Linked DNA regions of Homo sapiens: regions 1, 2 and 4 are each linked to region 3. The links are chromatin loops, found by intact Hi-C in ENCODE. Cell type or tissue: Caco-2. All regions are shown on one strand. Links, peaks and the distances in the headings refer to the core of each region. The heading gives the core; the rest is flanking DNA.

What was found. Peaks named below come from ENCODE experiments on the same cell type or tissue, not always from the same donor. Only the 100,000 strongest peaks of a DNase experiment are listed, where the experiment ranks them.
Region 1: a loop joins it to region 3, with 6 times the contacts of the local background. A loop is called at or near these places in 5 of 110 quality-filtered maps.
Region 2: a loop joins it to region 3, with 6 times the contacts of the local background. A loop is called at or near these places in 2 of 110 quality-filtered maps.
Region 4: a loop joins it to region 3, with 7 times the contacts of the local background. A loop is called at or near these places in 2 of 110 quality-filtered maps.

Annotation. Positions count from the first base shown.
Region 1 is chr5:56,353,459-56,361,149 of GRCh38, forward strand. No RefSeq gene overlaps it. Among named protein-coding and RNA genes, the nearest start is that of ANKRD55, 120 kb to the left of the region's middle. RefSeq lists an enhancer at 5,544-5,688 and a cis regulatory region at 5,610-5,623. In Caco-2, for the core only: no CTCF peak of the experiment used is centred there; DNase peaks (open chromatin) are centred at 3,323, 4,163, 5,443, 5,833 and 2 weaker places.
Region 2 is chr5:56,303,862-56,311,552 of GRCh38, forward strand. All of the region lies in intron 2 of LOC105378977 (a long non-coding RNA gene), which reads left to right. Among named protein-coding and RNA genes, the nearest start is that of ANKRD55, 74 kb to the left of the region's middle. In Caco-2, for the core only: no CTCF peak of the experiment used is centred there; DNase peaks (open chromatin) are centred at 4,230 and 4,340.
Region 3 is chr5:56,443,166-56,450,856 of GRCh38, forward strand. No RefSeq gene overlaps it. Among named protein-coding and RNA genes, the nearest start is that of LINC01948, 35 kb to the right of the region's middle. In Caco-2, for the core only: no CTCF peak of the experiment used is centred there; a DNase peak (open chromatin) is centred at 4,306.
Region 4 is chr5:56,503,525-56,511,215 of GRCh38, forward strand. It overlaps the pseudogene RPL26P19. Among named protein-coding and RNA genes, the nearest start is that of LINC01948, 26 kb to the left of the region's middle. In Caco-2, for the core only: no CTCF peak of the experiment used is centred there; DNase peaks (open chromatin) are centred at 3,237 and 3,977.

The DNA of each region.
Region 1 (7,691 bases), core at 1,133-6,132, 90 kb before region 3:
GGAGATGGGAGGGGTTGGACAAAAAAAATTAGAATTTGTCAATTGTAAAAGCCCTGGTAACATTCAGCTTCTTGTGTTCAATATAGGGCCTATTTATTAGGCTATTGTTCTGAGAGAGGATTTTCAAGAACAAATTTAAATCTCTCCTTCAAGAAACCAAAGGCCGGCCGGGCGCAGTGGCTCACGCCTGTAATCCCAGCACTTTGGGAGGCCGAGGCGGGTGGATCACGAGGTCAGGAGATCGTGATCCATCCTGGCTAACACGGTGAAACCCCGTCTCTACTAAAGATACAAAAAAAAAAAATTAGCTGGGCGTGGTGGCAGGCGCCTGTAGTCCCAGCTACTCAGGAGGCTGAGGCAGGAGAATGGTGTGAACCTGGGAGCTTGCAGTGAGCTGAGATCGCGCCACTGCACTCCAGCCTGGGTGACAAAGCGAGACTCCATCTCAAAAAAAAAGAAAAAAAAAAGAAGCCAAAGACCAAGACTGAAGACCCTATTGGTTCTCCCCATAGAGTAGAGAAGCCTCATGCTTCTCAGGACAGTAAGGCTACGGCTTCATGGCGGAAGGGTAAGTAATAGGTTTCACCCTATCTAGAGTAGAGTAGTACTCATGCATCTCTGGATCTCCACCAGGCCCTGGCCAGCCTGAGGGAGAGACTAGATCACCAGTTCACCAGCACCACAGTTCCCCAGGTGGGCAAGGATCCCTGTGCCAGAGATTCCAGCAGCTAGAGGACTCCCCCTGCACCTCCAGGAGGTCATGGAAACCTTAAGCTACAACCACCTTCTCCTCTCCCTCTTTTCCATTCACCACTTTAGGGGGAAAAACAGATGGGGAGGGAGAGTGGTGGGAACAGGAAAGGAAGGAGGAAGCCTTCTAGAAGGCTGAGAATTTGTGCCCAGGAGTAACTGTGACTCAAAGGCACGGTTTACATGACAAGTTAAGGCTAGGTCCGAAATCAGATAGGGCTAAATGTTAAATTTTTAAAGGTGTGCAACAGAAATGAGTTATCTTGTCAGATTAGTTATAGGAAAAGAAGCCACATCTTACATTCTATCTAGCTGTGCTTATGGACTGTAGCATGAGTGGATTTTGCTTCATTTGCTTCTTGTTTCATGAATGGCTAAGTGTGTGTTTATGTGTGTGTGTGAGATGTGGTAGGTGTGGTGGGGAAAGGAATAAAATATAGTTTCACTGGGAACATACTCAGTCACACATGAGTCCCACTAAAATGAAATTGTAGAAAACATCCCAAAGTATAAATGTATTTGGCAATTATATCAGACATTTTAGCATTAAATATCTCACTTCTCACTGGTTCCTCATGGCAGAGTCAAACCAGAGGACCTTAACCAGTGCTTTCCGAACACAGACGCCCACCCCCCAAAATGTGATTTGCAAAAGGACCGTAAGGCACACTCTCTACCACCATCACCATCTCCATCATTACTTGCAGCGAGCATCTACTAAGCTTACTCTATGTTAAGTACTCAGCATTCTCTACTAAATGCTTTACACGATCATATTCAGTCTTTGCAACAACCATACTAACATTATCCCCATTTTAAAGATGAGGGAACTGAGGCTCACAGATGAAGTAAGTATTTAAGCCAAGAATCAGGGTCATGTATTAATAGTTCCAAAGCCTATGCATGTTTTTTTCCATTCTACCATGCCATTTTCAAGCTTCTTTTGAAGATGACACTTTTAGAGAACTTTCTGGTATCTCTGAAGTTCAATTTTTGGGCTTTCTGTTCTCTAGGTTCTATGTCGATGTGGCTCAGAGCCAGTAGTGTAGGGTACAGGAGAAACCTTCATCACCTCATCTTCTCAGGGCCCTACTGCAAGCCAGCATCTCCCCTTCTTCCTCTCTGCTTCAAGATCCATGGAGGTATATTCTAATATTTTCTAGTATAGTTATCTTTATTTCAGTTGGTTAAGTATCAATTTTCTTATCTAATATCCTGAAGCACTTCTCTCTACCACCTGTCTTATTTTTATCCATCTCTAGGTATAAAGTTTTTGATAAAGAAAAGTGTCATTAGACACTACCTTCTCTTTATCAAAGGTTTTCCAGTACGTTAATAAGGCTTCTCTCTGGGAATGTTTTACAAATTTCAAATTGGATAATCAATTTAAAATATATGCAATCCAGCAAAGAGACAGCAAATACCACTAACGCTCTTCACTTGGTTTGGCCAAATCACTCACCTGGGAAAAAGTAGAAATACACCAAAATGCATTTAGAAAAATGTCTGGACTCTCAGAGCCCCAGTGTTTCCAGACAAACACTGACAGTTTTAGCTTTTCCTATTACCAAGGCAAAAGGTTTTGCTTTTGATTCTCAGCTTTACAGGTTTCTTTTACCTTTGTCAACCTAAGTTTTCCATATTTGTTAACCTCTTTTAAAGACATGCCATGTACAGTAGCGCTTCCTGGCTAGCATGCCCATCTTGTTCCCCAGCCCACTGTGCAGGCCTTGATCATTCTTTAAATCCCAGATCCTAGTTCCCTCTTCCATGAATCTTCCCAGACCTTCTCAGCTCCCATTCATTTCCCTTTCTTGGGAACCCTACAACACTCATTAAGTGAATCATTACTTCTGGCATTTAATTGTGTACTGCCTGAACTATTACTTATTATTTACATGTATGTATATCTTCTCTTTCCAGTGACAAAACCGGTTTCTTACACGGAGGTAATTTTGTTTTGCCACATATAAGTCCCTGCAGAATGACAAATAGACATTTAATAAATGCATATTGAATGGATGAAGGCACTTTGTTTCAAAGGGATAACCCTGGAGTTGATTTGACTCAGGAGAAAATACAGCTCACACAGCTCATTGGAATGCTTATTGTTTTGCCATTTCCTTGTAGTGGAAAGTCCCAGTCAGTTATCAATTAATAGTATCAACAACCATTTTATCTAGTGCTTAACAGGGGATGACATCCAGAGGTAACTTCACAGACAGAGCCTGTTGTGAAACAGGTTGAATTCTGCCACATTTTACTACCTTCCTGGTCTCAGACCAATCACTTAACTCCTGCAATGCCACATGTGGAAAATATATTCTGTTATCAATGAGTTTACAAGCCTGTGATACTACGCTCCAGAAGCCAGCAGGAATGTGATACTGGTGTAACTGAGCCCCTGGCTTTGCAAGTTTATACACTTAAGCATCTCTGAGTGAAAAGCAATTATATAAACACAAAGGAACCATTATTAGAGAAATCATATTTATGTTCCCATATTGTATGTGGTCAGAGGAAAGCAAGACAAGGGCAAGACTTGGGCAAGTGACAAGACGTATTAGCAGTGGCAGCAACAGTGCTGGGTAAACAGTTGTAAATCTCAAACGCTGAGCCGTGTTAACATTTTACAGAATGCTTTGATCCTTTTCAGTAAGATACAAAGCAAGAATAAATTCACACAGCCTCCTTGGAGGTCAGTGTGATTTCTCTGTTTCTGTGGAAAAGCACTAACTAGTCACATGCTAATTCACAGTTTGATGCTCATCAAACTGGAGCAGATGGTTAGAGGTAGGGATGACATACAAAAAAAAAAAAAAGAAAAAAAGAAAAAAAAAGAAGACTGGTTTCCCCAGAACCTGAATGGAGATCCTGCAGCTAAAAGAGGTCACCCATCTCTCTTTTGGGTGTTCTTTTTAGACATCCAAATGCAGACTGGATGGTGCCTTCCCAGAAGAGCATGTTGTGGGTCATCTCTCTGTGGGGATAACTGGGGAAGGAAGCTTCCTCCCAAAGGACATGCAGCCAGAGTATGGTTTTACAGTAGAATCTAAGAATATTAATAATTCGTTGAACATAAATGACCAAGGAGCTCTATTTCAGTAAGAAGTTTCCGGGAGAAGTTTCAAACTGTTGTAACTGCCAAGTATTAAGGGGCAAGATGCCACTAATTCCCAGTGGATTAAAAATACTGCTAGTTTTTCTCAAGGACATTTCAATCTTGGAAAGAGTATCAGTTTAGAAACACAAATTAAATACTATCTTTGAGATGAAATGAAACCTGAAGGAATTAGACAATTCACCAATAAGAAGGACTTTTCTCAAGTAATCTTTGAACTGTGTGTTCTAGAAAGGACTGTATGTACTGAGTGGAGGCAGGGGGATGAGAAGAGGAGCTGAGGAGGAGGAGTCTGAGGAATGTGGCCTGGGGCTACTCAGATAAATTGTTACAAAGGAGGAATGTGACCTAGGAACCAATCTCCATCTCTTGAGGTGTCTGGGCCAAAACATGTTTTATGACTTTGATGATAGAAAAAAATCTATGTATTTTGACTGCTGATATAATGAAGATCAAAGCTACACAATTTGGATGAAAAGAACCCTACTGTCATGTTTCAAGTTTTGCAAAATAAATGATGGAATGATCTTTAGATCACATGGCTGAATGTGAAGATTTGAGTACCTCACAAAAAAAGAATCTTGCAAATGTATACAGAGAAAATTATGATAATGCAAATAAAGCCCTTTAATTTATGTTGCATGAAAGAAGTTTAAAGTAGGAGTAAGTAAGCATGAGTCTATGTTAATAGAATAGCCACCATAAATAGGAATATTTATCCATTGTTTACAAATCCATAGAATTATTAGATGAAAACTATACCATTCTAAATATGTAGGACTCTTTATCATCCACTTACAAAAGTAATGGCTTTAGTATCTATTGTTTACTTATGTCTCTACCATTCCAGAAATTGAGTAGAGCAGGTAGCGCAGAGGGAGGGAGAAGCAGCTTCAGAGGTCAAGTCTTAATAGACAGGCCCTGGACCTTGACCTTTGGACACCCTAACTGGGCCTCTTCTACCAAACCAGACCATGAGTTGCCCCCAAACCAATTCTTCTGAAGTAACCAAATGTATCAATGAATGAATATTAAAATGAAACTTGAACAAGCCTCAAGTGCAAAGGGGACTAAGAATGGAGTCTGGTAGGGAGAGGCACCCCAAAATGAGAGTGGTGCAGAAAGAAAATTAAAACAATTCTGAAAATGGGTTTCTTTCATTTCCGAGTTTTGCTTCTGTCAATCCTTGGGGACCAGGAGAATATGGCAGCACAGGTGCTTGAGAACAGGTTGTGCTGCGATTTAGAAAACCTATTGACTTTAGAGAAGTTACATAGCCTCCCTGGGCTTCTGGAACCTCATCTGTAAAAGGAAGAGGTTGGATTCAAAGATGTCTTTTCTGCTCTAATATGTTCTGGTTTCACCAAGCAAGTCTTTGCCTGGCATCTAGAAAAGATCCTCAGCCCAAACAAAGCAACATCATCCAGAAGGAAAATGCCCTTCAGGTCTGTTTCAGGACTTCAGTGTTCACCACGATGGTGAGTGACAGCCTTTCTTGGCCACCAGCTGTCTGGAGCGACCCAGAGGAGTGGCAGGCATTGCCCTCAGCGGGGCAAGTGAGGAGGAGCTGCAGAGGCAGAGGAGAGACAGCAGGGTGGAAAGTGACTCAGGAATGAGACTGCTCTCCCCATTCGACTCTCAGTCCAAAAAACCACACTCCTATTGTGAAAATTAGACCTTTGAGCAGCGTTCCATGTGTTTATTCTACTTGTATCAAAGAGGCTTTCATCTCCCTAGAGCAAATTATTAACACATTCCACCAAAGTTGTGAGGGTGGAGGCCTGGCCTTGGAGAAAAAATAATCACCATCATAATAAAGAGTTGCCCGAAACGTGAACTTAAGAAAAACTAACATAAAAGCCCCCACTTTTAATGATAGTGGTTGGAAAGGCGCCAAGGTCCTTGTGCCCAGGGGAGCATGGTTGGCTGACTCCTTGTCCGTGGGCTGACCCTTCTGTGTCCAGGAATTTTCCATGAGCAGGCCGTAGTGTGGGAGGTGGGGACTTTTGCAGGTTCAGCAGGTTGAGGCACTCACAGCCAGTTGCCCTTAGCCTTAACTGGAGACCAGATTTTGTTGGCTGAGTGAGCAGTGGCTCTCGATTCCAGGCAATAAATCTTTGCTTCTCAAGATCATTTGGTTGGGAAGAGGAGGGAGAAAAATAGAGAGGAGAGAAAGAGGGAGAGAGAGGAGAGAGAGCGAGAGAGAGAGAGAGAAAGAGAGAGCAAGAACAAGAGCCAACTCTCAGATACAGCCAAGAGGAGCAACAGATATAAAGTAAGCCCAACAATATTTCAGTTTCATGAATGGATTATTCCCTAAAGGGCTGTGAGGAATAGTTTCTAGATAGAGATTATGCCATTTTCTAAAGCAAGTTCACTTGATTTACAGGAATCCTTCGATGCTTAGGCACCTCCTTTGAGATACAGTTAGACTATATGAGTAAAGGGCCCAGTCCAAAAGAGATAATAGAGAATACAGGGAATTATTTACTGCTGCTGAAAACAGGACCCCGGGTTCAGACTTTGCTTTTGTTTGCTTTTTAAAAAATGTTTCCAAGTAACTCCAAAATACATGATACCTCAAGTCTCACGTGATTGTAACAACCAAGATTCATGAATAGCCATGAATGTGTTGTTTGTCATTAACATCAGTTTTCTCCCTTTGGGGCTAAAGAAGGAGCAGAAAGAACAGAGAAATCAGAATGCGAGTGGGACTTGTACTTCATAAAACAGCCAGAGGATCCTCCTATAAAACTGCATGGGATTTTTGGCTTTGTCATCTGGGAAATTGAGAATTTGCCTGTGATGTGAGGAGTGACTGCTGACATCAGTGGAGATGGATGAATACGTTTTGTATTACACCAATAATTAGAAGGGATCTCAAAAATCCCACCATTTCACCAGTTTCATACATAAATTTTTAAACTTTGGCTAGCAGTGATGAGTACCATTTGCTTAGCACTTGACTGCTTCAGAATGCCTTTCACAACGATATCTGTGCTATTTCTTTTATATTTTCAACTTTTAAAAACATTTTAATTGAGATATAATTCACATACCATAAAAGTCACCAATTTAAAGTGTACAGTTCCATGGTTTTTAGTATATTTGTGGTGTAACCACAACTACAATCTAATTCCAGAACATTTACATCACCCCCAAAAGAAAAGCCCTTTCCATTAACAGTCATTCCCGATGCCTGTCCAACCCTCAGCCCTTTCTAGGCAACCGCTAATCTACTTTCTGTTTCTATATATTTGCCTATTGTGGACTTTTTATATAGATGGAATCATACAGCTGTGGTCTTTTGGGTCTGTCTTTTGCTTAGGATAATGTTTTCAAATTTCATCCATATAGTAGCATGCATCAGTCCTTTATCATATTACCCAATAATAGTGTGGATATAACACATTTTATCTATCCTTTCATCAGTTGATAGACATTTGAGTTGTTTCCACTTTTTTCTTTAATTTTTAGTTGACACGTAATAATTGTACATATTTATGGGATGCAGAGTAGTATTTCCATATGTGTATACCATGTATAATAATTCAGGGGAATTAGCACATCCATCACCTCAAACTTGGATCATTTCTTTGTGTTGTGAACATTAAAAATCCTCTCTTCTAGCTTTTTGAAAATGTACAATAAATTCTGGTTAACCACATCCCCCCTGTGATGCTGCAGAACGCCTGAACTCATTCCTCTTATCCAACGGTAATTCCGTAATTGTTAATCAGCATCTCCCCATCCTCCCTGCCCCGCCACCCTTCCCCGCCTCTAATACCCACGATTGTACTCTACTTTTTCTTAGCTCTCT
Region 2 (7,691 bases), core at 1,270-6,269, 140 kb before region 3:
ATCCTCTCAACCCTTGGGGAACACAGGCAGGTCCTAGATGGCTGGAACCTTTAGGTCATTCCTGCCCCACAGTGATGTCTCACAATATGAAAAAAGCTGAGAATCCCTAGGATAGTGGAATGGACCTGGAAATCAGCATACCACTATGTATGTGTGGGCACCCTTTTGCAGGTCATTGTACTCTCAGAAGCTCAGTATCTAAGCCAGGTGGGCCAAAGCTTATTTCATGCTGAATCAACAAAGTTACATCCACCTGGGCTTAAAATGAGCTTATGAGGGGAGGCAGTGCCAGGCCTGCAAGTGGAATCCAAATGGTCCCAGGTGTGGAACTAACTGCTGGACTGCAGATGCAGAGAACCAAGTGGGTCATAGCATGAACAGAAATCAGACCCTTCTCCTTTCCTCTTGGTGCTCATATTTGTCAGACTTGGGAGGCTCTGAGAGGAGAGTGGCTGGTAGCAATGTTTAAAGAGGGCAAAAACAATGAGCTGGTCATTCACTTACCCAGTGGAAAGCCCAGGGAGGAACTCAACACATTTGGGAAGCAGTGACCAGAGTAACTTAGACTACATCTCAAATTATAGCCAATAAAGTGATTGTCATTTTTCTCGCAGAAAATGTACATATTCTCTGAGCTCTAGATTTTTTGACTGTGCCATTATTTCTGATATCCCAACAATTCTTTAACATCAGGGGACCTTTTACATATACTCTATAGAGCTAACAACATTTTCTATTACTAAATGGAAATGTTGTCCAGTATTTGTCTCCACTTTCTCTGGTAAGATATTCTGCCTCCTACCTGTGGACATTTAGCTACATTCCTGGTCATTAATTGTATAGTGAATATCTTGGCTGGCGAAATTTCTTAGTCCTTTTTTCTCTTGCTGTCAGAAAGCTTTCTGGAAAGTTTTATTTTGATATCACTGTATTAGTTTGCTGGGGCTGCCCTAACAAAATACTATACACTGGGTAGCTTAAAAGACAGGACTTTATTTTCTCATGACTCTGGAGGCTAGAAGTCTGAGATCAAGGTGTTGGCAGGTTTGGTTTCTCCTGAGTCTCCTCTCGTGGCTTGTGGATGGGTGGCTTCTCCCTCTGCCTTCACATGATCGTCTCTCTGTTTTCTAATCTCCTCTTCTTGTGGGGACACCGGTTGTATTGGATTAAGGCCCACCATATTTACCTCATTTTAATTTAATACCTCTGTAAAGGCCCTGTGTCCAAATACAGTCACATTCTGAGGCCCTGGGGGTGGGGGCTTCAACATACGAATTTTGAGAGGCCTGCAGTTCAGCAATAACAGTCACTAATAGCACTGAAATGAATCTGTGGCTGGCTCAGTCCTTCAGGGCAAAAAAGGATGTAGCAGATATCTGTTTTTAATTACACTAATAGCTCACAGGATTTTAGAACAGAACATGTCTTTGGAAAAGTCATCTCATCATATGCTGTTATTTGGCAGATTAAGAAACTGAAGCCCAGAGATGTTATGTGACATCCCTAAACATATACAACTGGCATCTGATGATGACCTGAGGGTGAGGCATATGGTCAGAACTTCAGCAGAAGCAAACTACTCTACTTACATATTCTTATATATAAAGCCAAGATAAAACCATGATTGTCTTTTTGTGGCCAGGAAATGTACTCATGGAAGAAAGCCTACTTATCGTCCTGCAAATTGGTAATTTTTCCGTGGTGACTTCTCTCCTTGAATCCTGGAGTTCCCACCTGGAATGTTCCTGGCTGCCTCTCTAGCAGTGATGTGGCTGTCTGCTGAGGTGGCCTCTGCCTGTGCCAGGGCCAGCAGCAGCTTCCTGATCCTGGCTTCCTGGTCCCAGTATGGCAGCCACAGCTGCCTCCTCATACTTTCAAAGCTGATGATAAAATCACAGAATCAGGAATCCAGCTGCCACCACTGCTCTGACACATTTTCATGACCTGCTTGTCCACAGATGTAGCAGCAGGGAGATAGCTGCTGTCTTACTGCTGTGGTTTAGGTCTTGCCTAAGTGCATCCAGAACCCTAGATCCAAGAGAGTCTGGGAAATGCAGATTTTAGCTTTCCAGACTGCAGTACAGAAAAGTACATAGAAAGAGGTGGAGTGAATGGAGAGTGTCAATCAACCATACCCAGCAAAGTTATACCGTGGGTTACATGGATTTTAATTAGTAAAACAGAAGGAATCAGTGAAGACTGCTGGGAACACTGAATGGAGAGGCTTCAGGTTTCTTTAGTATGGAGTTGAACTCAGGCCCAGTGGAGATCATTTCTTAAAAATGGTAAATGGATAACTTTTTCCAACACATATGCCTTCTGCAACTAGAGTCAGCATGCAATATACCAACAAATAAATCAAGAATGGGATTATCTGTTTTCAAAATTTGCCTGGGAACAAAAAGTATTTGTATCAGAGGCTGATATCCCTTGCCCCCTGCCCCATAGCCATTCTCTTCTTCTTCCTTTTAATGACAGAAACCCCCAGAGTTTAAGATAGACACATGGCCATCAAGCTAGCGCATAGGTTGGAAAACTATGGCCTGTGGGCTAAATCCGGCCCACTGCTTTTTTTGTAAACACACTTTTCTTGGATCACAGTGACACTCATTTATTTGTACATTGTCTATAGCTGCTTTCACACTACAGTGACAGAGCTGGATAATTGTGACAGAGACCACACAGCCTTCAAAGCTGAAAATATTGACTCTCTGGCCCTTTACAGAAAAAGTTTGTTGACTCCCGTGCTAAAGACTACAGTGTCTAGCCTCTCTTGCAGCTATGTGAAATCATATGACTAGCCTTGGTCCATGGAGATATGAGTGAGGGTGATACCTGTCACTTTTATGCTTTGGCTTTAAAATATTTGATGTATATCTTCTATCCCTCTTCCTTTTTCCTGTAGGCTTACCACACTTTTAATATAATGTACCAGATAGTTAATATTTTAGACTTTGTGGGCCATAGAGTCTCTGTCACAACTACTCCAGTCTGTCGTTGGAGCACAAAAGCAGCCATAGACAACACATAAACAAGTGAGCATGGCTGTGTTCCAACAGCACTTCACTTACAAGAGCAGGTGGCACTACAGATTTGACCTGCAGGCTGTAGTCTGCTGATTTCTGCTCTTAGAGATGACTGAGTAACACAAGGAAGGAACTCGAGTTCCTGAATGAACACATGGGAAAAAACTGCCCACCAACCTAGACCATTCCCCCAAGACTTGTTGATGAGAAAAACAAATACCTGACTTATTTAAGCCATCGTATGTTTGGGTCTCTCTGTTACCACAGCTTAGCCTTACATGGTGCATCTTGGGTTTGTAGATGATACCCAAACTTGAGAGATATTTTCTTTTTCTTTTTTTCCACTCTGTCCCTCAGGATGGAGTGCAGTGGCAGGATCTCAGCTCACTGAAACCTCTGCCTCCCTGGTTCAAGCGATTCTCGTGCCTCAGCTTCCCAAGTAGCTGGGATTACAGGCATGCACCACCACGCCTGGCTAATTTTCTGCATTTTTAGTAGAGATGGAGTTTCGCCATGTTGGCCAGGCTGGTCTTGAACTCCTAGCTTCAAGTGATCTGCCTGCCTCAGCCTCCCAAAGTGCTGGGATTACAGGCATGAGCCACCACACCTGGCTGAGAGGTGTTTTCTAATATTTGGTCAAGATCTTGATTCTAATGTTTGCAATTGAATGTTAACTGAGCACCTACTGAAGGCCAGTCTCTGTGCAAAGCATAGCAGGGGATGAAAAGATAAAAAAGACATATTCCTTCTCACCGCAAAGGACAATCCATGTGTTAGGACTTGGTGGTAGGTTGTAATCAGTTGTGAAGTTAGTCACTAGCAATTTACAACCTAAAGTTTTGAAGTTTGTGAATGATGTGCTGTGTCAGGGGACCTCAAGACCACCCTCAGGCTTCAGTGATTTCTTAGAAGGACTCACAAGACTCAGAAACTGCTATACTCATAGTTATGTTTTATTAAAGTGAAAGTTTACAGATTGAAATCAGCAAAGGGCAAGGCACATAGGGCAAAGTCCAGGAGAAACTAGGAACAAACCTCCAGATGTCCCCTCCCAGTGGAGTCATATAGGGGCCATACTTAATTTCCCAGCAATGATGTGTGAAAACACACATGAAGTACTGCCAATCAGGGAAGCTCCCCAGCCTTGGTATCTAGGGTTTTTTAACTGGGGTTCCGCTACATAGGCATTCAGCACCCATGTGACTGACCTCAGCTACTCAGTCTCTAGCTCCCCAGAGCAAAAACAGGCATTTATCAAAAATCACATTTTTAGCATAAACTTATCTGGTTATACTGGTACAGCCTGGCCCAAGGCCTCAGGCATACAAAAAACACTCTTATCATGCAGAATATTCTAAGAGCTCAGAGGTTTTGCCCAAGCCAAGGGTCAGTCCTGAAGAGAGGCTTTCTTTTGGAATGTGAAGAGTTTGAGCAACTTAGGGATTCTGAGTTAACCCTTTCCAGTGCATGTGCCTTTTATGTAAATAAAATAGATTTAAGCATATCCCCATCTTGCCTTTTGATATGCTTTTTGATTGGGATAGAAAAGGATTAAGTTACAGCTTTTTTGCTGGACCCTGACACAAGCATGTATAGAGAATATGATTGTCGGCTGGGCGAGGTGGCTCACGCCTGTAATCCCAGCACTTTGGGAGGCGAGGGGGCAGATCACGAGGTCAGGAGATCGAGACCATCCTGGCTAACACAGTGAAACCCTGTTTCTACTAAAAATACAAAAAAATTAGCTGGGCATGGTGGTGGGCGCCTGTAGTCCCAGGTACTCGGGAGGCTGAGGCAGGAGAATGGTGTGAACCCAGGAGGCGGAGCTTGCAGTGAGCCAAGATTGCACCACCGCACTCCAGCCTGGGCAACAGAGCGAGACACCGTCTCAAAAAAAAAAAAAAAAAAAAAGTATGATTGTCATCCTTCATAAGGGTGAAAAAGGTTGATAACTATCCACTTAATGAAGGGAATAAAATAAGAGCACATAAATTACAATGAAAAATCACAGAAAGGGGCCAGGCACAGTGGCTCACGCTTTTAATCCCAGCACTTAGAGAGGCCGAGGTGGGAAGATCACTTGAGGTCAGGAGTTTGAGACCAGTCTGGCCAACATGGTGAAACCCTGTCTCTACTAAAAATACAAAAATTAGCTGGGCATGGTGGCATACCCCTGTAATTCCAGCTGTTTGGGAGTCTGAGGCATGAGAATCGCTTGAACCTGGGAGGCAGAGGTTGCAGCAAGCTGAGATTGCGCCACTGTACTTCAGCTTGGGCGACAGGCTAAGACTGTCAAAAAAAGAAAGAAAGAAAAAGAAAGGAGGGAAGGAAGGGAGGAAGGAAGGAAGGAAATCACAGAAAAGTACGGCATGGGCTGAAAGGAAGAGTGCTCTCCAACATTGGAGAGATTAGGAAAGGTTTCAGGAAAGAGGTGGCTTGGAGATGGCCTTGATCCTTGGTAAGATCGTCACAGAAAGACTTAGGTGGCAGAAAAGGGATATTTGGGGCAGTGCAGAATGAGAGAATGGTGCAAAGGCAGTAAGGCATGCAAGTTGGCGTGTTTACATGGGACAGTGAGTAGTCACACTTGACTCTGGTGGGAAATGAGATTGGAAAAGTAGGTGGGAGTCATATTATGGAGGGCATTAGATTCTGGGCTGAAGATTTTCTGATACAATCAGCAGGCAATGGGGAGTACTCAGTCTTTGAAAGTTGTGCAGTGGAATATGTTCCTGTCTGTGGTTTAGAAAAATTCTTCTGCAAGAATATGATAAACTGAACAATGTTTGAAGCAGGACAACCAGTAACAAAGCTATTATGAGACAAAAAATAGTAAGAGCCTGAGTTATGGTCATGAATGTGGACAGGAGAAAATACTTACCAGAAACAATTTAGACACAGAATCTATAGGACTGTACTCTAAGAATTTGGTAAACAGAGGCATGTCAGAGAGAGGAATGGAGAAGAACCTAAGAGCTGTACATGCTCCATGAGTTAAAGTATAAAGTGACTGAGTAATTGTGTGCTACTGTAGGAAATAAGGAAAATAGGCACTAGAGCTTATTTGAAGAGGGGCTGGAGGTGGGGTGAATCACAGATAATCCATTAGATTTGGAAATGGTAAGTGTGAGATACCAGTAAAATGTCCAAATGATGTCTATCAGGCCATTCAAAGAATGAGTCTGTAGCTTGGGAACAGGTAATTTGTTTGAGAGTCTTTGTCATTGAGGTTCTGTGGGAATAAATGACATTGTCAAGAAAGAGAATGTAGAGGGAGAAGAGAGGCTGACTTGAGGAAGAAGTTTGGGGATACTGATAATTAAATGACAGACAAGGAAGAGGCATCAGAGAAGGTCAGAGGGAGAAGCAAAGGAGAATCAGGTTGGAAACCAAGGAAGGAAAGGGAATCCACTGGTTGCTGTGTCCTGGGAGGTGGAGCAGGATGCAGTGGAGAGAGACTGTTGAGCCTCACTGGCATAAAGAAAGGTGATGCTTGATGACCCTGAAGGCGGAATTGGCCAAATTTCAGGGTTTAGTGAGGGAGTACTGGGAAAGTAGAGGAGAAACTCTGCCATGCCTGGGGAGAAGCAAGAACTCCTGTGGATGGGGGTGGCTGGGTGGGAGACGCATGGATGGGACACAGTGGTAGGCCACCAAGAGTGAAATGCTAATTGCATAGGCACCCCAAAGCTTCCATGCAAGCTTAGCAAAGCAAGTGTCCCAAAGGGTTCAGATGATGACAAGTCTTTCTTTCATATGGAGCTGGGACAGATACTTTGCCAAAGCCTCTTTAAATGCTGGCGACACTGTGAACGCCCCTCAGGGACCACAGGGAAGAGGATCCCACAATCAATTATTATCTGGGCACTCTTTACTCATCGTGGAATTTGGCGCGCCCTTGGGTGCTGTGTTCCAGCTCAGGATCTCCACTTTTCAGATTAAAGAGCTGTTATAACTCTCTGTTTATTTTAGGAAAGATTAATGGTTCCCCCTCCTCGTTTCTCAGGGACAGACTTTAATCTGTCTAGAGTGAGTCATGAAATATATCAGCTCAACCGCTCTGGCTGCAAGATTACAGATATAAAATTGTCCGATTTTGACAAAAAACAGCTGCAGCCCTTCTTTTGATTTTGAGTCCACAATCACATGTGGATAGAGACAGATAGGGGATGTGCCTGGTAAGAGTTCCACGATAGGCAGAGACATAGGTCAGGAGACACAAGCCCTCCACCCTTATCTATAATCCTCCCAAGAGCCTCCAACTTGTCACCTTCAGCAAGATGTCTCTCAATTAATTCATGTCAGGTTAATTTAACTCAATTCAACCAACTCTCACAAGCTACTTTCACGATTAATGTGGAAAATGAAAGGTGAGCAAGAAGGAATACTCTCAACAAGTTTCAGTCTACCGGTGGTGAGCTAAGACCCACCAAGGAATAATCGTGATAAATGCTATTTAAAGCTGTTTGAAGAAAGAGGGCATTGAAAGGTGAGCTCCAACCTTAGGCAAGACCTTCTGGAGAGGGCAGTGTTGGAGCTGATCTTGAAGGGCCTTGGCGTGTGTGTATGTGCACAGGTGTGCATGTGTGTATGCACCTGAGTTTACAGGGTTAAGCAGAGAGAAAGTGAAGCATTCCAGGAAAAGATACTTTGATAAGCACGTGG
Region 3 (7,691 bases), core at 1,417-6,416:
TAACACTAACAAAAAGAAAATCAAAGTGCTTAATAACAAACCGGACTTAAGAACAAGAAATTATTACCGGGGATGAATGGGTATTAGATTATAATAAAGAGGTCAATTCATAAAGAAGACATAATAATCCTAAATGCGTATGCGTCAAACAAAGTAGCTTCAAAATACATGAAACAAAAATTGACAGAATTGAAAGAGTAAATAGACAAATCCAGTTATAGTTGGAGTCTTTAGCACTTCTCTCTCAGTAATCAAATAGAAAAAATAGACAGGAAATTACTAAGAATGTAGATAACCTAAACAGCACTGTCAACCAACTTGACCTAATTGACATTTAGAGAGCGCTTTACTCAGCAACAGTGGTACCTCAAAAATATTAAAAGAATTTAAATCTTCCAAGGTATGCCCTCTGACCATGATAGGGTTAAAGAAGAAATCAATAACAGAAAAAGATTTTTAAAATCCCCTAATATTTGGATATTAAACAACATATTCTAAGTAACCCATGGGTCAAATAGGAATTCACAAGAGAAATTGGAAAACATCTTGAATTGGATAAAAATAAAGATTCAAAAGGTCAAAATTTGTAGTACAGCTAAAGCTGTAATTAGAAGAAAATATGTAGCATTAAATGCTTATGTCAGAAAGGTAATTGGAAAACTCACAAAATTGAAAAGAGCAATGGAGAAACAGAATCACAACAAGCAAGAACAAGGGACGAGGCAGTAGCTAGACACATAGCCACGATCATGCTTCCCAGCAGCTCTGCATCAGTTGCAGGCTACTGGCTGCCACAAGTTGCCTGGAAGCCTCTCTTGGCTCCAGAAATTGGTTCTTACCACCCCAGCTGTTGCCACCCATAACAAGAATGGTTTCCTTCATTTCTTGACACCAGCTCTCTCTTCATAGTCCAGAGCTTGAGAGTCTGATTGGTTGAGCCCAGGCCATGTTCTTCTATCCTAGCTATAAAAGTTGATAGGAGAGTAAGTGGCTTAAGTGTTCAGTTTCTGTGGTGGCAGGCTGTGTCTCCAGTAACAACTCAGAAAGTGAGGATCTCTCCAAACAAAAGAAACAATTTCAGAAAAGTTATCACTGTGCCATGCCACCATCTTTTCCCAGACTCCTGTTTTCCTCCCAACAGCCAATCATTCTCGTTAGTTTCTAGAGTAGCCCCAGAAAAGGATACATATGTGTAAATTTCTGTGTCCCTCCCCCTTCTTTATAAGTGAATAGAAATTTATAAGGTTATTGAGTGAGACTTTCCCTGATACTGTGTAGCTGGTTAGAAAGACCCAGACCTGAGATCGAAGTGTACCCTATAGTTTAGAGAGGATTTTGATTGGTAGCGTTTGGGAATATTGGCAGGAAAGGGAAACTAATGTCTCACTCCCTGACTTGCTGCCTGCCTCACATGGCTGGACAACTGGATATGAGATTTAAATAGGACATGAATGAAAAGTCTAAACTAAACTAGACTGAACATTGTTTAATTATGACAATGAGCCCTACCCAAGATGTTGTTTGTCACATGATGGCAAAGGAGACTTTGACAGAGTGTGGTGAAAGTATTTATTCATATTGGTGACAGTACTTAGTTGCAGTCAATAGAATCCACTCTAGCTAGCTTTAAAAGAGTTTTATTTAGGTATATAGAAGGCTCATAGAACCACTGATAAGGTTAAAGAATCAGACTCCAGGCTGAACCCCATGGACCTGACCTCAAAAGCATTTCTGCCTCTGCCACAATATAAAATGAACAAACAAGTAAACAAACAAACAAATCAGGAAGCCACCACAACTTCTGGCTTCAAGACTGTTTTTGCTGATAGAGGCCAAATGAATGCTCCATGTCCTACCTTCTTAAAATAAAGTTAGTTTTAAATCAAAATTTTTTTGTAGATATAGTTTATTTTTGCAACCTGAATTATACGTCCCCATCATTGGGGCATGGGAAATGGCAATATATGGTTGTTGTTTTTGATTCTACATTGGAAAATTTGGATTTAAATTATGGGAAATATTAGAATGTGGAAAAGCGTTTAATAGATTTGGGGCAACACAAATGACAGTATTGACTATAGCTACCCTTGGAAAAAATAAATCATTTTATGTTAATTCACATTGAACTGAGACTGTGCAAAAAACCGGTTGAAGAAATATATAGCTATGAACTACAAGTTATTGTTGTCATTTAAAATGTATCTATATCTGGTCGGGCGCGGTGGCTCACGCCTGTAATCCCAGCACTTTGGGAGGCTGAGGCGGGTGGATTGCTTGAGGTCAGGAGTTCAAGACCAGCCTGGCCAACATGGTGAAACCTCATCTCTACTAAAAATACAAAAACTTGGCTGGGCATGGTGGCATGCGCCTGTAATCCCAGCTACTCAGGAGGTTGAGGCAGGAGAATTGCTTGAACTTAGGAGGCAGAGGTAGCAGTGAGCCAAGATCATGACACTGCACTCCAGCCTGGGTGACACAGCAAGACTCTGTCTCAAAAATAAATAAATAAATAAAAATTTAAAAATAAAAAATAAAATATATCTATATCAGTTACACATAGATTTGCTTTGGTTTGTTAGCGGCTGTATAATATTTCACCATGAGGATGAACTCTATCATATTAAGCCCTCTAATGATAGAAATTCAAGTTGCTTGCTATCTTTTACTATTTTTTTCAATAGCAAAAGTTTTTTTTTTAAGCTGCAATGCAAATCCTGGCACACAAGTGCAAGTATAACAACATCTTCCATGATTATGTCCCTTCTAAATAACAGGCTAGAATCTCTTTGCTTTTTCCTCCTGAGTTAAATAAAAGGATCCTTTTGTTCCTCTCAAGAATGTACTACATAATTTTAAATCCATTCTTGAATAAAAGTAACAGCAATAGAAACAGACTCGTGGCAGATGTAGCTCTCACATCAGCCACCAGCTACGTCTGTGACCTCAGGCAAGTCACAAATCCCTTTGGACTTAATTTCATTACCTCTAAAATGTAAGGGTTGGACAAGGTGATCTCTGAGGCCCAGCTACTAAACGGTGGTCCTTAGTAGTGTCTTTAGGATACGTAATATTGCCTGAACATTTTATGGCATCAATAATTATGCCTTTTAGGTACAGTAACTTTCAGTTTCTTCTCGTGTCTCCATCCCTTCTCACTTTCCCAACAGCAAAAGCAGCACCTCAAACAGAGTAGATGGTTAGTAAACCAGTTATTGACCAATGGGACAAGCCTATTGAATGAGAGACAAAATTTGAATTTATCCATTCATTCATCATCCAAAATAACCAACCCTGTGCTTTGCTTGTATTTCAGTTCTAGAATATTATTTCCCAAGAATTTCTATACTTCCCTATGGCTAACGAATAGAACCATCCTTTACCGATTCCGTTCTTTTGCAACTGGATTATTTAGTATTGTAAAGTATGGTTATAAAGTAAATATTTTTTTCCCTTAAATTTATTCTATTAGTAATGTACTCTTTAGTCCTTTGGAAAATTTGGAACTCTAAATAATCCAAATCCCTTCATGGAAATCAGGCAAAACCTGTTCGAAGAGTTTCTCTTTAATGTCTATGAAAGTATTTTGTAAATGCCCCACCTTAATGCAGCTCTGTGATTGTGGACAAAAAAGTAGAGCCTGGGGTCTTGAATGGACAATGGATTATAATGAGGTAGATAACCTTGGAGCATGGTGAGAACAACATACACTTCATTGGGCAAATCACATTTTGCCTCACTAGCTGTGTGGCCTTAGGGGAGTTACCTTACCTCTCTGGGCCTCAAGTTAATAATACTTTCTTGGCAGGGCTATTGTGAAATCTAAACAAGTATATGTAACATGTCTGTCATATGTAACCCCCCCAATCATAGTAGTTGTTAATATGATTACCCATGCAGAGTGATGTTGATGAATACAGAAGGCATTCTAGAATAAATGATGTTGAAATGGTAGGCTAAATGCAAAGCCACAGTGAAGAAGGCAGGGCAGCCTGAACCAAGTGTAAGGAACTACCCTTTAGCTTCCACGAAGCCACCTGAATGGAATCTCCTGCTGTCAGCTCACCAGACGCAGTCTCCACAGGTTTATGTAAAAGCTGGTTATGCTCTTAATTTGGTCCACTAAAAAATTGTCCATTGTCTCCTGGAGTGACCTTTATGCCGAAAACATCATCTAGCTATTCATGCAGAGGTGTATGCAGTGTGTCTGGGCTATCTTGGAATGCCTCTTCTATTACCACATTCAGAACATCACTTCCGCATTCCCTCCTCTCCAACCCAACTGCTGCCTTGTCTCAGGCTGTTATCCACCGTTCCCTGACCCTTGCACTGGTCTTGCCTGGAGCCTCACTCCTCTATGAGCTGTCTTTAATCTGGCTGCCAGAGTTATTGCTCCACTCCCTCTCTGCTGTCTACAGGGGGAAATCATATTCTTCTGTAGCACTTACAAAAGCCTCCATCACCTCTCCTCCTGCCTCTCCAACCTAATCTCCACCATTTCTTGCCATTCTCTCCCCACCAAGCCCCGCCCAATCAAACTCTACTCTCCCAGGAATACTGATCTATTTACATGTCCCAGAATGTTCTATGTTTTGTATTGCACATAGAGTTCCTCCTGTCTGGAATGCCCTCCACAAATGTGTTCATTTGAGAAGCACCTACCAGTTTTCGTGATGTCTTCCCTGGCTCCTTTTCTCAGCTTAGCTGTGCTCCTCCCCTGCACCCACCCAATCTTCCAGACAAACCTCGATAATGCAATTGCCTTACTGCAGTGTAATGCTTTGTCTTTGGCCTCCCACAGTCATATCACAAGGCCCTTGAAAGGCTCTTTGATAATGAGAACTACATGTGTTTTCATCTTTATATCCGTGGGACTTAGAACAACACTTGGCACATAGCAGGTGCATGATAAATGATGGTACCTGCTCTCTGTATCAGTTGGGAATGAGTTTGGCTGCAAGTAACAGAATACCTGGCTGAGAGTATTTCCCACAGAAGTAACACAGGGAATTATTTCCTACAGATAACAAGGTTTCTGGAAGCAAGTAGTTGCTGGTGTTGGCTTAGATATTCACTGATGCCATCAGGGTCCCTGGTTCTATCTTTCCCCTTTCAGTCTATTCTCAACACAGCAGCCAGAGTGATCTTAAAATGTCAATCTCAATCAAATCATGTCACCCTCTCCTCCAACCCTCCAGTGATTTGCTTAATGATTTGCTTGTTTTGCTCAGGGGAATAGCTACAGTCCTTATATTAGCCTCTAATGCCCTGCCCAGGGTGAATACCTACTTTTCTTTTTTCCATAATACTTATCACCATGTGACATATTATAGCCTTTATTTCTCAGATGTTATATATTGTCTTTCTCTCCTGTTACCACTAAAAATAAACACCAAGGAGGCAGGGATTTTGTGTGCTTTTTTCACTGCTGTGTCTCTAGCAACTAGAACAGTGCCTGGCACATAACAGACACTCAATAAATACTAGTTGAATAAATAAATGAATGGCTCTTTCTACTTTACCTCCCTTCCAGTCTAAGCTTTGTCTTCATCTTTGTTGCCTCATGGCTACATGATGGCTGCTGCTTTCCAGACATCATGTCCATGTCCAAGGCAAAAAGAAATTGGGGAAGAGTAGTGCCAGACACATGGGCCCTCTTTATCACATAAGCAAAACTTTCTCAGGAGTCCCAAGCTGACTTTAGTTTATATCTATTTGGCTTGGGTTATGGCACAAGCTACCAGCAGCAGTGAGAGAAACTAGGAAAGCAAGTAGGTAACTGGGCACATTGCTGCCCTGAGCAAGATCGATAAGAAGAGAAGGGCTGGACATGGTATCACTAACTGGGTCTACTGTGAAACTGCTAAAGGAAGAACCCAAACTTTGGGAACAAAATGGGAAATGCACCACCCTCTCCTAGAATCATCTCTGCCTCACATCCCTTCATTTCCCAGATGACCTGCCCTTGGCCACTGAAGGAACATGAAAGGCACAGGCAGCCTGTGGCCTGAGGCTCAGAGAGTGCAACAGAGACCTTAGTGTCTGCTCCCTTGAAGCTCACCGGAAGGCCAGCATATAATAGCGTTCAAATAATTGCATCTCTCAGGCTTGCAAGCACGCTCAGCATTGTTCAGGCAAACTGTGCCTTCCTGTGCCTCTGAACTTGGTCACCGCAGATCAGCCCTGCCCAGTCTTTGGGTGCTCCAGACTGCACACTGATGAAGAAACTTTGGCAACTGTTAAATTGCCTGCAGATGGGTCCAGTCACGCAGAAACATTCATGCAGTGTCCTCCAGACCCTTTGTGTGCTTCCCCGGATACAAGAGAGTGGGACCTGGACCCCCCCTCTGCCCAGCAGGCTTATGCTGCTCTACATCCTCTGGGGAAGTGACTGCAGCTCATTTGAACCTAGAAGCAACCATGTGATTCTCTCCCAGGCCGTGGTTCTCCTGACACATGTAGCAGAAGCCATTCCAGGAAGAAAAGGTGCCTGGACCCTGGATATTAGGGCCTGAAGCAAGGCATCACCAGGAAATTCTCTTCAGTTATTTTGGCTCTGACCTCGATTCCATCATGATGCTTGTCACCACATTCTTCACTAGGTGAGGGGCACCATGAGGATAGTGACTGTGTATTTCATCTGTTTGTACCTCTAGCACGTAGCACACTGCCTAGTACCATAGCAGGTGCCAAATAAATAGGCACTGAAAGAATGAATGAAAGATTCCCTGAAAATAGAATGTGACAGGCATGTGGAAGCGAGAGGGGAGAGGGAGCCTGAGGCACCCTGTGGGTGGTACAATACTTCTTCATAGCCTTTGCGTTACAGTCTAAAGATTTTACCAGCTTCAAATATTAAACACCTAGAGAGATTTTTTTTTCCACTTTTGCTGTCTTAAGCTCATTAACTTTCTTCAAGGTTTTGCCCATTGTTGCCACTGGAAAGAAAGAGGGAAAAAATGTTAGCACGTCCATGGAATTTGCAAAGTTACCAAATAGTTTAATATCCAGGTAAATCAATGGCAGCTCAAAAATTCCATGATTGTGTAATCCTGCCTCAGCTTTTTAATATGAGAATATTTACCACTGAAGGAGTACCTTGATCCCCTCTGACCAGCTGTGAGCTTATTAGTCTAATTCCCAAGTAACTCTAATCAAACATGATCATTTAAAAAATCTTCAGTAGCTAATCTTCCTCTCATTCAATTAAAAATATCTGTCATCTTCTCGATGTGACATCCAAAGGCTGGGAGTCCCAAACCTTGCTAAAAGAGAAAAGACATTTTCCCTATATCATGTGCTGGGGTATTTCCAGGGCTTATAATGGTGAGAAAGAAATGCTCTCCTGTATCCTATGCCAGCCAGTAGCATTCTGTCCAAACAATTCCCACACACTCCCACCCAGATGAATTGTATTTAAAGAGAATAGATTTTCACCTGAACACTCTATCTGATTTAGAACTCTGCTTTTCTCCATGAATGCAGAGAGAAAGCTATAATTCTTCACAATCATGAGCATCTTTAGCCTTGGGAAGTATGTCAACGTGCTGGAAGAAGGTAGTTGCTTCTCAAAGGCTGCCATGTTAGAAATCCATATGGCCAATGTTTCTGCCATTGTTCCTTTCCTGCTGTGAGGAAAAGTGCCTATGTAGTCTCTGGCTACACGTGATTGTCCTGTGTGATACGATGCCATG
Region 4 (7,691 bases), core at 1,397-6,396, 60 kb after region 3:
GACAAACTTTAAACAAGTTAAGATCAGGGTCTTTAGGAAAAAGTTATCTGTCTTTGCTTCTCTTTCATATCCTTCTTTCCTTGTTTTAGAAAATTAGATTCTTTTGGGGATTGGTATGGGGCAAGAGGAAAAATGAGGAGTCTAGGCAGAGTTTTTGTGATGAGGCCAAGATCTCCTAATTCCATGGAAGAAAGTGAGATGGCTTGTTTAATGTGGAAAGGACTGAAGTTGTGGATTCAAGGATCAAGGATATATTTTTCCCCTGGACTGTTTCTAGGCTGGAGGAGCTGCACAGGATTCACAATTGAGGCTACAAGATAATCTGCTACAAAACTTTTATTTTCCCACCATCCCAAGCACACCACCCACCTCAAGGCAGGAGCCCAGATGAAGCATATGATATTAATTCTCAAGGGTTAAAACACTTTTCAGTATTGAAATTTGGGAAGCTTGAATACTTGAAGGTCACATACTTTGTTGGTGGCAAAATGAGCTCTAGATCTCATCTTGTTATTAGTCTGCTAGGGCTGCCACAGCAAAATACCACAGAGTAGGCAGCTTACACAAGAGATTACTTTTCACATAGTTGTGGAGGCTAGAAGTCCAAGATCAAGGTGTCGGCAGGGCTGGTTTCTGGTGAGGCTTTCTCCTTGGCTTGCAAATGCCCGCCTTATTGCTGTGTTCTCACCTGGTCTTTCCTCTGCATGCATGCCCTAATGAGGCTTCTTCCCCTTCGATAAGGAATTCAGTTCTTTTGAAGAACAGTGCCATCCTTATCACCTCATTCAAGCTTAATTACCTCCTTAAAGACCCTGTCTCTAAATAGAGTCTGACTAGGGGTTAGGGCCTCAACATATGAAATTTGGTGAGACATAATTCGGGCCATAACACTCCCTAACTCCCCATCTAATGTTCTCTCCACAGCAACACACTACACACCAACAGCAATGTGTGTGCAATGGGTGGTAGGAGAATACTAATTTCATTATTAAGTTGTGAAAAATCAGTGTTTTTAGAGAGATTCCAAATAATTATGGCACTCTTGGGTATTCACAGGTATTTTTTTTTCTTTGTTTCAAGTTTTAATCGAAGCTTGTATATAAGATTACTTTATTCCTGCATCTTCTCAATTGTTTCTTCCTTGTATTTGCCCTTTTCCTTTCCTACTTGGCAAGATTTGGCTTTCCGTTCAAGGATCTTTTCACAGTCTTTGTCCAGTTTTAGCCTAGTGATAACCACCTTGCTGGGGTGAATGCCTACGTGGACAGTTGTGCCATTAGCCTTTTCCCGCTGCACCCGTTCAATGTAGATAACATATTTCTTCCTGTAAACCTGGACTACTTTGCCAATTTGCTGACCTTTATAGTGTCCACGTACAACCTGAACTTCATCATCCTTTCGGATGGGCATGGATCACACGTTGTACTTCTGTCTCAGCTCTTTGGAAAGAGGGGAAGACATAGTCTTCCTTCGAATGTGGGAAGGTGCATTGAAATGCCTTTTGCGATTCTTGCTTCGGTCGGAAGTCACAAAGGGATTAAACTTCATTTTGGCCACTCCTGCTTCGGTGATAGCCGCAAAAGGGAAGAGCCAGAGGTATCTAATAAAAGGTAATAAATGAAAAAATAAAATGCTCTTTCTTGCTCTAATTTTAAGGCCACTTCAAGGATGCCTTGAGGGGTCATCTTTTGATATCAACCAGAATTTACAGACTTCAGTATTTCTACTAGGTGCTTTAGCCTGGATGAGAGGCTAAGACAGGAAATTTTGCTATTTTATTTAATATTTTTAAAACTGTCATGAGAAAACAGGATTGGATGACAGATGGCAAGTATGTGACATATGTGACATCATTTTATCTTCTACCAGTGGCAGACATTACTTAACAATCATGGCATTCACTGAACAGAGCTTCAGAATACATTCAGTGCAGTGCCTCAAATAGCATTTTTTTTTTTTTTAAAGAAAGGGTATGTGACTTTGGGAGACTGAGGCAGGTGGATCATGAGGTCAAGAAATTGAGACCATCCTGGCCAACATGGTGAAACCCTGTCTCTACTAAAAATACAAAAATTAGCTGGGTGTGGTGGCATGTGCCTATAGTCCCAGGTACTTGGGAGGCTGAGGCAGGAGAATTGCTTGAACCCAGGAGGCAGAGATTGCAGTGAACTGAGATCGCGCCACTGCACTTCAGCCTCCAGCCTGGCGACAGAGCAAGACTCTGTCTCAAAAAAAAAAAGGTATATGAAGAGATGAAATAATGTTGCCAATAGCTAGCATTAATTGTGTGCCTACCAAGTCCCATACATTGTTTAAGTTCTTTACACATATAAACCCATTTTTTCCTCATGACCACCCTATCAAGTAGGCACCAATAGAATTAACATTTTTCTGGTGGGGACAATGAGGCACAGGCGCCCAGCAAAGAAGTGGAAGAACTTGGATTTGAACTCAGGCCATCTGGCTCCAGAGCTGTGATCATTGTCATTCTGCTATACTGCTCTCTCTCACTCTAGGGGCAGTACTAGAGTTAATGGGGGGATATTGCAAAGAGTCAACTTGGGTCAAAAAAAGAAAATAACTTTTTTTTTTACAGTAGGATGGTTCCAATAATTGAATTGATAGTCACTTGTAATATTCATCTCCCTATCACTAGAGACACCAAGCAGAGTTGTAGAGCTATCTGTTAGGGTTGTGGTGCAATTAGTTTCTGAACTGGATAAAGAATGGAGTGAGTTGGGTTATAGCACTTCAACTTCCATTTGGCTCTAAAAGTCAAGGATTCCTTGACTTAAGCAAGGATTCCTTGACTTAAGCAGTGCGAGCAAAACTAGAAGGAACCACAAGTGACATCCTTCCTGATTCCTTTTTACCATATCCTTTACCCCCCAGCATTGTCGAGCAGAAAGAATGCCCAAAATTTGAATAAATCACACTGCATTTCAAAAATAGACACTCACTAGATGCCATATAAAACTCACACAGCCCCAGAATACAAACAGTAGTTGTGAAAAACTAAACTGAATTCTATCAAACCATTGTTCCTTCATTAGTCTGAGCAGTCTTACTCCTCTTCTTATCACACTTTTCTGGGAAAGGGGACAAGTTACAGCAACAATAAAAGTTAGGTAAGTTTGTTAGTTGTCAATGAAGTTGACAATGTCTTCAAATATTAACTCTCTCTTTATCGTGCCTCAAGAATGGCATGCTTTGCAAGGCAAGCATCCTTCTCTGGAATGTGACCTTGGCCCTTCCAAGGAGCAGCAAAGAAAAATGCCATCCCTATGAGGTTACCATTTACTGATGGGAAAGAAAATTAATGGCGGTTGCCAAATCATTGCAGATGAAACTCACATATGTCAAATACTGAGGAATCTTCTAATACATTATGTGTCATTCCTTCCAAGATTTTTATCCAAACAGCTCTTCTACACTTCTGAAAGTCTGTAGTGTTACACTGTGAGCCAAGTGTGAATGGCCTGTGTCACTTGTACACAGCTCCTGTGACCTCCTGTTTCAAGACAGAGTTTGACCCTTTCCTTGGACCAGCTCCAACCCAGACTGTAGCCTTACTTCCTAAATTTTTTTTTTTTTAGACGGAGTCTCACTCTGTCGCCCAGGCTGGAGTGCAATGGCGTGATCTCGGCTCACGGCAACCTCCACCTCCCAGGTTCAAGCAATTCTCCTGCCTCAGCCTCCTGAGTAGCTGGGATTACAGGCACACACCACCATGCCTGGTTAATTTTTTTTTTTTTGTACTTTTAGTAGAGACTGGGTTTCACCATGTTGGTCAGGCTGGTCTCGAACTCCTGACCTCGTGATCCACCTCCCTCAGCCTCCCAAAGTACTGGGATTACAGGCTTGAGCCAGCATGCCTGGCCCTTACTTCCTAAAACTTAAAGAACAAAACTCACAGAGGAGTCCCTTCTGATTGACTGGTATACTTCAGAGGACCCACCCCTAGGATCAGCTTGAGTCCAAACTCCACTACTGAACCAACACATGGCACCTTGGGTGAGTCACTTAAGGCCTCCACTTTCTGTCACTTATTTTCTGATACCTGGAATAGAGATAGTGACCTTTGGTCTTGACTAAATCACAAACAAAAAAAGTGAAGATAAAAGAAAACTCAGTAATATATAAAGACTGGTTAGAAACACAGGCGTAACAGAGACACAAGGGCAGTAGAGTACCCTTTCAGTGATTCACTTACAGAGGTAGTTCTGGAGAGTCCACAGGGGGTGTAGTTATAACCAGCAGGTGCTAGTGTTTATACAGGACGGATCAAAATCTGTCCTCAGGATTTAAATATACTAGACTATTGAAACTGGATACCTAATTCCAGGTTTGAGTAATTATGAAAAAGTAGATGTATAGTTGCAGTGGGGGAAAAAGGTTTATGTTTCCATTTAATAGTTTTCCAAATGTATGTTCTGAGAAAGACTTAACAAATGGGTTTATAAGGATCAAGCAGTCTGCTACTAGACCAATGTAAACCTAAACAACTAAATAGAAAAAAAATGTTGTTTTGAAAGTTGGGTTTTAGATTTTAAGGAGATTTGGAGGGAATAATAGGAAAGATTGTTAGATAAACTTGTTTACTGCTTAAGAAAAAATAGTCATAAGTTAATACATGATGATAGAAATAAAGGAAGAAGAATGACAGCTAACATTTCTGAATACTTACATTCTATGTATTTACATCCTGGCTACTTACATTCTTTCCCTATTCTAAGCACTTTTCACGTATTAACTCATGTCCTCATAGCAACCTTCTAATCTAAGTATTATAACATTATTATCCTCATTTTACAGATAAGTAAACTGAGGTAGTAATCATCCTCTTCTCACTCTTCTCAGCAATCAAACTTCATACTTAAGACCAGCCTGTGAGGTGTGCATTACACATCCTCTATGTGGTTGGTTAATGAAACTGAGATTCAGCCATGTTCAGGTCATACAGTTGGCAACATCAGAATGTGACCCTGATCTCCTAACTTGAAGAACTTTCTCTCCTGAATTGGGATGCCATCCAGTTAAGCCATAATAATGTGCTAGAAGTCCTTGTCTAAAGACTTTCTGAAATTAGATGTCCTCTAATGCATCGTTTAGTGTCTTGGTCCCACACTTGTCTTAGCAGGTCAGCTACATCTGGAAGTGTGTTCAGTCCTGGGTCCTGCTCCAAGCAGGATTTCAGGGCAAGGGCATGGCGCTGGGCGAAAGGTCACTTCCCTTTTGAGATTCTCTGACACTCTGCCCTTTCTTTTTAAGTATCCGGGCACCACTGGGCCTTGAATTGTCCAGGCTACTATCCAGTTATTTCTTAAGGATAACTTTGGCCATCCAAAATAAATCCCAAAAAAGTGACCAGTTAAAATAGTATATTGACAAATTACTACCATGGGTAATATGCATTTTTCTTTTTTTTTTTTTTTCCTCACATATTTTGCTAACTGAGAAAAGGTTGGCACCCCTTGTCTGGTTCTCTGGTCCAATCTATTTGTGTTTCCAAGTTTTGTACTATTAGACTAATAAAAAAATAATGCTCAGAGACTTGTCAGACTTCTTCCTGTATTGAAGCTGACCACTGCACACCCCTGAGACAGTCCCTATGACCGGGTGTTCACCTTGAGGTCATACAGTGCATGGGAACAGTTACATAAAAGCCAAAAGAGGGGCTCAGCATGAGGTCAGGAAGCAGCCACAGGCAGCAATGATCAGCTCTTGCAGTTGTATTCCTGCAGCTCACATGCTCTGCATTTGGGCTGACTTACTCAAAGTTCACCCAAGTAAGCCATTGGATTGATCATGAAATCAGGATTAATTCCCCTGCATGGGGCCTCTGGCCTCTTTCCATCAACATTTTTAGAAGGGTAAAATTTTATGTGTTTTTTAAACTAATTTTTTCTAGTCTTTTCCTTTCATTCATCTGTACTATTGCTTGATTGTAACCATAGTGCATATACAATGGTTTAATCCTGCTTTTTATTTACTTAGTGGCTTATCATGGGCTTTTTTGTTATAGTTGTTTTCTACATAGCCTTCATAGTGACTGTTATTATTTGGCTCATGAGGCAGCCATTTCTACTCCCCTGCTCCCTTGCTTGTCTTCCATTATAGATTAAAACAAAAACCCCAGTGTTTCTAAACACCCTGGTGCCAGGAGTACTCATGTACTAAAAGGCCAAGGAAACATGAAGAGACGTCTACTGAGATACTTTAGAGAAGGATTTTATTTTCCAGATAAAAGGGACAGACATAAAAGAAGGAGAGGTGCTGAAATCACTCTTCTTTTCTTTTCTTTTCTTTGTGCCTTGAATTGGGTCATCATGCCTGGAGTTTCAGCAGCCATATTGCAGTCATGAGGAGATAGGTGTGCAGACCAAACGCCAAGATGCTAAGAATGGCAGATGTAAATGTTAGAAAGTGTTTAGACCAACCCCAGGACCTCTCACTTCTGGACTTTTTGTTTTGCGAATAAGAAATGTCCTTAGGGTATAAGCCTCGGTTAGTCAAGTATTCTGTTTCTTACAACAAAAAGCTTTCCTAACTGTTGGGGTCTTTGCAATCGTCATTTTAACTTTGTTCAAATATGCCTAGATCCTGCAAACCTTGGCAATAGCAGGCAGTTTGTGGAAGTATTTCATGGAACCTTCAGGTAGCTTTGGGGAGTGACCAGGGTGTAAGAAAGTTTGCTTGATGGCACAGGTTGCGACTAGTCTAACTTTGTCCCCTTGCCTTTATTTCCTGGAAGCTGCCTCGTGGCTCAAGGCAGAGGCCTGGTCTATTATTTACATTTTTCATGCCCCAAGAGTGTCTCTGAGAGATTCCCTAGGTATCTGACATACTCACATGAGGCTGACAAAGCATTAGGCTGAATTGTTAAAATTAAGCCAGGAGCTGGAAACCAGGCTGATTATCTGTAAAATTTAGAGGGTCTTGGGTAACTTGTCTTCTTTCCTTCCAACTTCTTTCCTCCAGTTTCCCCTTCTCCTAACTGCCTGTGTCTCAGCGCATCTACTCTTTTAAGGCCTCTTCAAGTTCTGAACCTTTCCCTGCCCCCCTTGCTCATTCTGCATCCCTTTTGCTCTCTTAACCAGCAGTCACCAAGGAAAAAACAGCCTTTCCCAGGATGGCTTCTTGGGCCTCTTGGGCCCACGTGCTGAAAGAGTATAAATCCCAAGGTCCAATAAGTTAGAGAAGTGTTGCCTGCTGAATGCGTCTTCTAGGAAATTCACTTTGTTTATCAGGATAGAGAAATTGTTTGAATCTCAATCAAGCCACTATTTCCCAAACATATAAGACTTCCAATCCTTTATTCCATGTTAATATTCTGTATATGCAGGTTCTACCCATCATTTGGGGGGAATATTGTGCTGAAGACACTCTGAAGTGACTGATCGTAGCCACAACTCCAAATTCTCTAATTTTGCACACATTTCCCCAATCCTGTAGGCTAACCCCAAATTCTTTAGTCTGGCTTTTTAAGGTCCTCCACAATATCTACAATCTAGTTTGGAAGCCTCATTTCCCATTATTCTTCTATATGAACTTTCTGCTTCAACAAAACTCTCCTATTCCTTGTTCCCTAAATAGTCTCTGTCCGTTTCTGCCTCCCTATTTGCATACATATTCTTTGGGGGGAGGGGCTTCTGAAATTTCATAAAGACGAGGAGAAGTGTCAGAAGTTC